Linked DNA regions of Homo sapiens: region 1 is linked to region 2. The links are chromatin loops, found by intact Hi-C in ENCODE. Cell type or tissue: mammary epithelial cell. All regions are shown on one strand. Links, peaks and the distances in the headings refer to the core of each region. The heading gives the core; the rest is flanking DNA. Region 1 overlaps SH3D19 (SH3 domain containing 19). Region 2 has its middle 31 kb from the start of SH3D19.

Region 1 (5,385 bases), core at 294-5,293, 220 kb after region 2:
TTTTAATTGAGATTTTCATCCTCCCTTAGCAAGGACACATTCTTCTTCAACTTGATAATAATTCCCTTGTTTGGCTCAACTGTGTGGTTTGCATCATGTACTCATAATGTAATTGTGTCAAGAGGACTCTAATGAGAAAAAAAAAATTGGTCTCAGAGTGAATAATAAATCCACCATCTATCCTGCACACTTCATTCACAGCCCTTTTCTCCCCCTAAGGATCCAAGCCACGCTCAGAAGCCTGTTGACAGTGGTGCTCCTCATGCTGTCGTTCTTCATGATTTCCCAGCAGGTAAGGATGTAAATAATGCAGTGGGAGAACCACAGGATCCAGGAGTAAGTCTTTTTCCCTGCCGGGGGTTAGCCTCTCAAGGACATCCTTCTTCATTTTTCTGTGCCTATAGAGTCCGAGACTGGAGAGGTCATCTTATCCAGGACTCCACTTCAAGAAGGGTTGATTGTACCAGCCATTCCAGAAAGCTTAGTTGTATACCCTTGCCTTTGAAGCTCCCTGAGAAAGAGAAAGAGAGAGAGAGAGACTTTCCCTTACAAATGAACATTGCAAATTGCCTACCAGTCACAAACTTTTTAACTCTTTCAAAATAGTGGGTACTAGGCCGGGCGCAGTGGCTCACGCCTGTAATCCCAGCACTTTGGGAGGCCGAGGCAGGCGGATCACGAGGTCAGGAGATTGAGACCATCCTGGCTAACATGGTGAAACCCCGTCTCTACTAAAAATACAAAAAATTAGCCGGGCGTAGTGGCGGGCGCCTGTAGTCCAGCTATTCGGGAGGCTGAGGCAGGAGAATGGCGTGAACCCGCGAGGCTGAGGTTGCAGTGAGCTGAGATCGCGCCACTGCACTCCGGCCCGAGGGACAGAGCGAGACTCCGTCTCAAAAAAGAAAAAAAAAAATAGTGGGTACTAATTAACAATTGTAATATGGCTGGGCACAGTGGCTTACACCTGTAATCCCAGCACTTTGTGAGGCCGAGGCGGATGGATCACCTGAGGTCAGGAGTCCAGACCAGTCTGACCAACATGTTGAAACCCCGTCTCTATAAATACAAAAAAGTAGCCGGGCATGGTGACGCATGCCTGTAATCCCAGCTACTTGGGAGGCTGAGTCAGGAGAATCACTTGAACCTGGGAGGCAGAGGTTGCAATGAGCTAAGATTGTGCCGTTGCACCCTGGGCAACAAGAGCAAAACCCCGTCTCAAAAAACAACAACAACAAAAAAATTGTAATAAAGTTAATCCTAACTTAATAACTGAAGTTCTTTTGTCTTCAAAGTTGTCTCAGCTGCTTACTTACCTATGAGATCAAAGTAATTTGTGTGTGTGTGTGTGTGTGTGTGTGTGTGTGTGTGTGTGTGTGTGTGAGACAAGATCTTGCTCTGTCGCCTAGGCTTGAGTGCAGTGGTGCAATCACTATAACCTTGAACTCCTGGACTCAAGTGATCCTCCTCCCTCAGCTTCCCCAGTAGCTAGGACTACAGGGGTGCCACTACACCTGGCTAATTTTTTTTTTTCCTAGGGACATGGTCTCGCTATGTTGCCCAGGCTGGTCTTGAACTCCTGGCCTCAAGTGATCCTCCCACCTTAGCTTCTTAAAGTGCTGAGATAACAGGCATGAGCCACCCATGCCCACGCACAATATAAGTACTTTTGTAATAATTTTTAAAATGCCCTTCATATCCAAGGCTACAAATAAACTCCTGATTTACTTACAATCTCTTTTTATCCACTTGATAGGCTGATTTTTGTTTTGGTATGGGTAAACTTATTTGCTAAAGAGTTGTAGTACTCCCTTAGTTAATATTTGAAATTAAAATGATTTTTAAGCATAATTGAGAATAATAATATTATACCATGTCTATAAACTTTTTTCATTGTTCAGTGTGTATTCAGCACGGCTTTATATTGGCACAGTAGGAAACATTTGCTAACACAATAGTGTTTTTTTCAACCATTTCCCATCAATCAAAGCATGGTAAATGTGTCTAATTTGGTCTTTAAAAAGGGAGCTCATAACAATGTCCAAAAAAAGAATAGCATTTTTTAAGTCAATTTGATTAGTATAATCTGTTCTCAGAATCAGTGGAACATAACTGCCTCAGTGGACACAACTAAATGCTACTTTGTGCTTTTATCAAATCTGCAACCAGGATGATTCATCATACATAACTATAATTTTATATTACAGAGCAAGTTGATGATTTGAACCTCACTTCTGGAGAAATTGTTTATCTTCTGGAGAAGATAGATACAGATTGGTACAGAGGGAACTGTAGAAACCAGATTGGCATATTTCCTGCCAACTATGTCAAAGTGATTGTAAGTGGGTTGTGTTTGTTTTAATTTGGTCATATACTCAGTGGGTTCTATGTGACTTGTAGGTTGGAAAAAATAACTAGAAACCCAGATTCTAGTTCTCTTTCATTGATTCATTTGGCATTTGGAAAATTCAAAAATAAAGATTTGGTCAACTAGGTGATGGTTAATTATTATATTATGGAGTGTTAGAACTTAATGCCTAAATGCTGTCTGAAATCCTAAAGTGAAAGACCACCACAGGTCAACTGGTGAATCAGCTGTTCTTGGAGAGTTGTTAAGCACTTAAGGATATATGGTAATTCTTTGAGACATTTAGTGAACATGAATTCAGTGATACTAGCTTATCCTGTAGAGATGTTCTCTGAGGTTATGGTACCACTTCTTTTCTTTGGAGTACATTTTGGTTTGAGTTTCTTTCATCTTTTCCATTCTTATTTATCTCCATCTTTAAAAAAAAATTTATTTGGGAATACAGAAGTATTTATATTGGAGATAGTGGTTCATTAATGGTTGTACCCACAAAATAATTTCTAATCTGATTAGGAAAATTATATTAAAGCACCAGAATTTTTATACCCTCACGGCCTAACTTGTGAAAGCATTCCTATGTGTGAGAGCTGTGTGTAAGCCCAGATGGCTGTGTGAAACATGGGGATAAAATCAGACTGCCCTCACACATTTGTATCAATTGGAATAGGATGACTCGGTCCCTGATATAACTTACTGATACTGTGAAATATCAATAAATTTAGCTTAACAGCATTAACAGCTTATTTGGAAGGAAAAAGTAAATAAATTCCATTACATCAGAATATTAGAAAACAAGACTAACAGAAAATCTGAATTCTTCAAATAGAAATGAATTTGAGTCTCTTGGATTATGAAGGGTAGGCATTAAACATTGTCCAGTGTATCTATGCCTTGATTCTTTGGAGAAATTCAACCACATTCTGTAAATTAATATTAAGAATAATGTTTGTTTTAGCACTCTTCCTCATTTTTCTTCTGCCCAATGTAGCAGTACTTTAAAAAGCACAATTACCACACTGAAATCAATCACACAGAATCTGCCACATTATTGGTATAAGTGTTATTTCTAAGCCCACAAGTTTAAAAAATTGTTTTAAAACTTCAAAACTTTAAAATTCAAGAAGGCACTGATTTAATATAAACCTCGAGCTTTAAGTAGTTTTAAATTGCATGCATTATAGCCAAATATTTTATTGCAACCCAGCCCTCCTCTACTGAGCCTTGTAAATGAGATATTATATTAAGTGCTTGGCTGGGCACAGTGGCTCATGCCTGTAATCCCAACACTTTGGGAGGCTGAGGCAGTAGGTAGGATCACTTGAGCTCAGGAGTTCAAGACCAGCCTGGGCAACATAGTGAGACCCTGTCCCCACAAAAAATTGAAAAATTAACTTGGCATGGTGTTACGCGTGTGTAGTCCCAGCTACTTGGGAGGCTGAAGTGGGAGGATGGTGTGAGCATGGGAGGGCAAGGCTGCAGTGAGCCATGATCACGCCACTGCACTCCAGCCTGGGCAACAGAGTGAGACCCTGTCTCAAAAAATAAATAAATAAAATAAAACAAAGTGTTGCCACTTAGTTTGCTAAATACAGATTCCTTTCTTCCCTATTCATGTTGAAGGGGGAAAATATTTCAGTTATAAATGTGAAGAGAATCCACAAGTTGTTTTTGTTTTGTTTTGTTTTGTTTTGTTTTGTTTTGTTTTGTTTTGTTTTTGAGACAGTCTCGCTGTTGTCACCCGGGCCGGACTAGTCTCGAACTCCTGATCCTCCCAGAGTGCTGGAATTACAGGCGTGAGCCACTGTGCTCAGCCCGAGAATCCAAAGTTTTATTGAAATGTTTTATCTTGGGGTCAGAGAAGCATTGCAGGATTCTACCAACACTTGGAGTAGGTGTGGCAGGGCTAATGCCTGATTTCTATGTTAAGTCCTTCTCAGCTGCAGTTTTCAACCTGGAAAATATGGTATAGAGCTGGCAGGGTGCGGCAGCTCACACCTATAATACCAGCACTTTGGGAGGCTAAGGCAGGCAGATTGCTTGAGTCCAAGAGTTCAAGACCAGCCCAGGCAACAATGGTGAAACCCTGTCTCTACTAAAAATACAAAAATTTGCCGGGTGTGGTGGTGCACACCGGTAGTCCCAGCTACTTGTGGGGCTAAAGCAAGAGGATCACTTGAGGCTGGGAGGTCAAGGCTGCAGTGAGTTCTGATTGTGCCGCTGCACTCCAGCCTGGGTGACAGAGTAAGATCCTGTCTCAAAAAAAAAAAAAAAAAAAAAAAATGAGATAGAGAAAATTCAGTCAGAATTAGAGTGATATTAATGTGGTTATTCCAGTAAATAAGAGAATTGATTGGCTACTCAAGGAAGGCTACTTCACAAGTTACACTTTTTTTTTAATCCAAATTCAGGATTTGTTTTACCATTTAGCACCTGTAGTTCCTCTTAATCAGATTAACACCTAGCTAAACCGATCGATTTCAGTCATGTACTTTCTAATTACTTAACCTTAAATTTATCTTATGAAAATCTGAAAAAAATATAATTGTTGCCTTGATTTTATCTTTGCTAGATTGATATCCCAGAAGGAGGAAATGGGAAAAGAGAATGTGTTTCATCTCATTGTGTTAAGTAAGTTTTATTTGTGTTCTTTTACACAAAATACAAAGGAGATAACCATCTATATCATGAAGAATTATCAAGCTTAAAACACTCCAAGGCCAGGCATGGTGGCTCAGACCTGTATCCCAGTACTTTGGGAGGCTGAGGTGGGAGGATTGCTTGATGCCAGGAGTTCAAGACTAACCTGGGCCACATAGCAAGAACCCATCTCTATTATTTATTTATTCTTTATTTTAAAAGAAAACACTTCATATGGTGATAATTCAGATTCTCATCGTGTCTTTTTAATTACAAAGAAAACTTGTTTAAAAGGTGACAATGGGTTAAAATTCTGATGAAAATACATCATGAACCTGCTGATAGAAGCTTACCTAAGCAACTCTCCAACATCAGTGCAGGAC
Region 2 (5,385 bases), core at 260-5,259:
ACATATTATAGCCCTTGAATGACTGTCATTCCCTTATTCGAGAGAGTTGCTTCTGTGTGTGTGTGTGTGCGCGTGTGTGTGTGTCTGTGTGTGATCAATTTCAGACTTTCTAGCTTGACTAGCTCCATGATATGAATTATTCATCCCATCTTATTTCTGACTACTTTACCGAGTAAACCATTTATTCAAGCCAATCTGGTTTTTCCTTTTATAAACTAACATTACACTGATAATGAAGACCAAACTATTTAACACTCATTAATTCTCTACTATCAATGTAATTTGTCTTCCTAACTAGATTATGATATCCTTGAAGCCTGAAACTCTATTAACCAGCTGCCATAGAATAGTCTTTTGATTTACCCCCTACCAAAACACTCCTTCACCACAAATACTGTCTCTGACTCAGTAAAAACATTTGATATGTTTTCTTTCTATATTTATATTTGCTTTTATATTTATAGATCAATAACATATATTTACATGTCTCATTGCACCTAACACTGGTGGTCCTAAGTAGCAGTGATCACTCATTAAATATTTGTTGATTAATATATAATATATATAACATATATTATATAATATATAAGACTGAGTAACATTTTACTTTGAATCACTCCATGACCTCTAAGCCCAACATAAAATAGCATCTTAGTGGTCTGACATTGTTCCATATCTTTCTTTGGAGATAAAATAACTTAACTTGTCAAAGAGCAAGTGTCTTTTGATACTGACATCATAGAACCCCAAATTTTTTTTTAGCTAAAAACACAATTAGATGGAAAAGCAACAAGAACAGCAGTTGATGAACAGAACTGAATAAAATATGGGACTTATGTTGAAAGGCTGCCTCTGAGCTGCTGCCACATAAATAAGGAGATGGTGAGGTGGACCGAGGGACATTTACCAGTCCATGCTGTGTTATTTCTGATTTTTTTTCTTTTTTCCCCCCACAACAGGAATGACCAAATGTTCACCTGGTACCCCAAGAGAATTAATGGGTATCTTTTAAATCCCAACTCAAAGCAAGGGAATTATTTTGAGTTCTTGGTAGAATCTAACACGTTGTGTCGATGCAGGAAGGAGCCTCAGAAATAGTCTTTAAGGCTGTTGAATTCTGCATGTATTTGAATAATTAAAATGTATGTATCCCCTCCCCCCAGCCATCCTTTTATTCCTAGCACACTGCAGACATTAATAACATGAAGCAATAGTGCACTCGCACGCTTTCAGAAACAATTGCGCTAATTGTGAACTTGCCAACTGCTAACAAGAATGCTAGTGTGCATTACTCTGCAGTTATGCCCAGTTCTATGAAGAGATAGCAGCACTTTTGTCTCCAGTAGCCAAGGCTTACAGATGGGTCACTCAGCTGAGGCAGAATTGGGCTGAGCTCTTGGCAGATGGATTGGAAAGTTGGCTGACTTGTTTAGAAACCTGACATCTTGATCATCTCTAGTCTCCACAGACAGACTCTTCTGACATGCCATTCACCTCAGTACCTCCCTTACCACTCATTCACATTTTCCTTGGAAAAGTCCTGTTTTTACTGTAGATCACTTTCAGTCTGTTTCTTTCATGACTGTACTTTTGCATATATATATATATATATATATAGAGAGAGAGAGAGAGAGAGAGAGAGAGAGAGAGAGAATAGTCCTTCACAGTCCTTCTCAACCTCAGCATTCTTAACATTTGGGGCTTTGTTGTAAGAGTGTAAAGGGCTGTCCTGTCATGACAAGCAAAAATGTGTCCAGACGTTGATAAATGTATTCAGTGGTGGAGAAATCATTCCTGGTTGAGAACAAGTGGTATAGAGTCATTTGGGGTAAATTATTTGAATTCAGGTCTTGACTGACTATATATACATAGGCATAATCCACTATAAAGTACAACTGTATAAAAATTCACTAGAACAAAAGCATTTCCAACTGAAAGTCATTTTATTTCAAGAAATATCAAGTATAATGTAATTAGAGTATTAAAAATTGAATGGACCCTTAGATTTGATGCAACCTGTCTTTTTGTTTTCTGAGACAGAGTCTTGCCCTGCCCAGGCTGAAGTGTGGTGGTGCAATCATGGCTCACTGTAGCCTCTACCTCCTGGACTCAGGTGATTCTCCCACCTCAGCCCCCTGAGTAGGTGAGACTACAGGCACACACCACCATGCTAATTTTTGTATTTTTTGTAGAGATGGGGTTTTGCCATGTTGCCTTGGCTTGTCTTGAACTCCTGGTCTCAAGTGATTCTCCAGCCTCAGCCTCCAAAAATGCTGGGATGATAGGCATGAGCCATGGTGCCTGGCTAACTTGTCCTTCTTAATCAGGATATTTAATATACTAGGCTTTTATTCAAGACATCTGAATAAGGAAGAAAATTGTTTCTGTGGATTGCCACCTCTCCTATTCTGCCCTACTACAAATGTTTATTATATTCCCAGATCCTGTCCTAAATGCTTAAAAACATTTTAAGGGCTGGGCACAGTGGTTCATGCCTGTAATCCCAGCACTTCGGGATGCCGAGACAATTTTTAATACTCTGAGTATTTAACACCTGAGGTCAGGACTTCAAGACCAGCCTGACCAATATGGTGAAACCCCATCTCTACTAAAAATACAAAAATTAGTTGGGCATGGTGGCGTGCACCTGTAGTCCCAGCTACTTGGGAGGCTGAGACAGGAGAATTGCTTGTACCTGGAAGGCGGAGGCTGCAGTGAGCTGAGATTGCACCACTGCACTCGAGCCTGGGTGACAGAGTGAGACTCCATCTAAAAAAACCCAGCATTTTAAGGACTGGGTACCATAGCTGACTCCTGTAATCTCAGCACTTTGGGAAGTTGAGATGGGAGGATTGCTTGAGGCCAGAAGTTTGAGACCAGCCTGGGCAACCTAGCGAGATCCTGTCTCTATGAAACATAAAATAAAAAAGAATAAGCCTTTCCTTTGGCTGTTTTGCTGGAGACCCTCTCTTCCCTTCCCTCTTCAGCTCTGACCCAGCAGGGCCAGCACCAGTGCTCCCACTGCAGGTTCAGACACTGGAAGGGTTATTACAGATCAGCAGCTGGTGAGTCATGACCAAGTCACTGCCTGGTCCTTAGGGGACACAACTCACAAAAGCTACTATGAGTGTCTTTTAATGCATACATTTGGCTTTTAGACATAGAAAATTCCATGTCTAAGTGAGAAAATTAAAAGATGTCTTTCAAGATAAACAGAGATTGAAGGTAAAAAGAAATACCTTTTAAATTAAACAATTTGAAGGACTTAAGCCAGTGTCAGTGACTCTGAAGTAATTAAGACATAATTAAGGTACACTGAAGTATGGGGACATCATTGATTCATACTCTGTTGAGTGGAACCCAGTCAAAAATTTAAGTCTTTGGAATTTGAATCAGGAAACCCTCAGAGTTCCAGCCAAAGTCAAATGAGCACCTACACGGGACTTTTTGCCTTTGCATAGTAGTTGTTGTCTTTGTGTACCTGCTCTCTTCCCCACTCCTCTGGCAGAGTCCCAGACTCCCTGACCACAGGGGAGGGCGTATAACCCATGCTGAGTTGATCATGGTGCTCTGTCCCCATCACCCCACCCACCACACTTCAGTGTGAGGGCAGGAGGCACACAGATCAAACCAAGGAGTTCCAAGCCTTTATCCAGAATTGTCTACTGGAGCTATAGAGAGGAGGCTCATTCTTGCCTCTTAGGTCACGATGCAGGAAGGACGTGAATCTGGGGCTGCCAGAAGTCCTGCTCCCCACTGGCAGAGGGAATGGTAAATAGACAATCTGGGCAGCCTTGGCCCAGCTATCATCTCCAAGCACCCAGAGCTGCCTACTTCTGGCTTTTCTTTCAGTTCTGTGAGCTACTTCAGTATCTCTCCAATAAATCTAATGCAAGGCATAAGTGGTTTTGGCTGTCACTTAGAACCAATGGAATCCTGAAAAATACACTTGTATTCTGTTCTAAGACTACAGAACATGAAATGTTTTTCCCATATGTAAGTACAGCCATACCTGGGCTAACAGTCACTGAGGTTTAATATGTGCCAAGTACTGATAAACTGAAAGTTTTCATAGTACATTTTCTAGAGGCTTCACTGACCCCATGATCAAGGGTGTCCTAACTAGGCAGGGGAGAACCTACCATGTTCTAGGTCTATGGTTATCTGTCTCAGCTGAGATCTGTCTTCAAACACTACACAATGATAATGACAGTATCTGGTGCCATGAAAGGGCAACCTGAGAAGAACGAGTTTTTATACAAAAACCTCAGAAACTACCTCAGCATTTGACACTTAATTATACAGTAAAAAAAATTCAAAACCTTAGGTAAGCCTGTCAAAAAGATTTACCTCGCCTTTGTATCCAGTGCTGGGCTGACAGCTCTCAGTGCCTATAGTAATTAGCCCTACCCAAACCTGCAGCAAGTCACCACACGCTCCCCAGCTCCTCCTGAAATTAGTGCACTCAGCCTAGCCTGACAAACACCCTGCAAGGCTCACCTAACCTCTTGTTACATCTTTTTTGTTTGTTTGTTTGTTTTGAGACAGGGTCTTGCTCTGCCTCAGCTCTGTCACTGCTGGAAAGCAGTGGCATGATCACGGCTTACTGCAGCCTCCAACTCCTGGGTTCAAGTGATCCTCCCACCTCAGCCTTACCAGTAGCTGGGACTACAGGCATGCACCACCATAACTGGCTAATTTTTGAAAAATTTTTGTAGAGACAGAATCTCACTGTTGCCCAGGCTGGTCTCCTACTTCTGGGCTCAAGCAATCCTCTTGCCTTGGCCTCAAAAGTATTGGGATTGGATAGACTGGATAAAGAAAATGTGGCACATACACGCCATGGAATACTATGCCGCCATGAAAAAACATTAGTTTATATCCTTCGCAGGGACGTGGATGAAGCTGAAAACCATCATCCTCAGCAAACTAACACTGGCACAGAAAACCAAACACCATGTTCTCACTCATAAGTGGGAGCTGAACAGTAAGAACACATGGACACAGGGAGGGGAACGTCACACACCAGGGCCTGTCAGGGGATGGGGGCAAGGGGAGGGAGAGCATTAGGACAAATACTTAATGCAAGTGGGGCTTAAAACCTAGATGACAGGTTGATAGGTGCAGCAAAGCACCATGGCACATGTATACCTATGTAACAAACCTGCACATTCAGCACATGTATCCCAGAACTTAAAGTAAAAAAAAAGTATTGGGATTACAGGCATGAACCACCTCTCTTACATTTTTATCTTCTTTATCTTCTATCTTGCCCCTCTGATTCCTGATTTGCTTTAGCCATGGGGCGCCATTCTCAGCCTCCCTATATTCCTTGCACAATCCCACCTCTGCTACCCTGCTGATGCCGTGCCTTTTGCTGGTCCT

The links. Hi-C counts contacts between places; a loop is a spot of excess contacts. Peaks named below come from ENCODE experiments on the same cell type or tissue, not always from the same donor. Only the 100,000 strongest peaks of a DNase experiment are listed, where the experiment ranks them.
Region 1: it touches region 2 in a loop (5-fold over the local background); 17 of 110 quality-filtered maps call a loop at or near these places.

The regions. Positions count from the first base shown.
Region 1 is chr4:151,134,682-151,140,066 of GRCh38, reverse strand. It overlaps SH3D19 (SH3 domain containing 19), which reads left to right. Exons shown (of 20, transcript NM_001378122.1): 13 at 220-292; 14 at 2,205-2,335; 15 at 4,935-4,993. SH3D19-AS1 (SH3D19 antisense RNA 1) reads right to left here. Exons shown (of 2, transcript XR_001741442.2): 2 at 1-511. Among named protein-coding and RNA genes, the nearest start is that of SH3D19-AS1, 13 kb to the right of the region's middle. In mammary epithelial cell, for the core only: no CTCF peak of the experiment used is centred there; no DNase peak of the experiment used is centred there.
Region 2 is chr4:151,354,386-151,359,770 of GRCh38, reverse strand. No RefSeq gene overlaps it. Among named protein-coding and RNA genes, the nearest start is that of SH3D19, 31 kb to the right of the region's middle. In mammary epithelial cell, for the core only: no CTCF peak of the experiment used is centred there; DNase peaks (open chromatin) are centred at 3,060 and 4,420.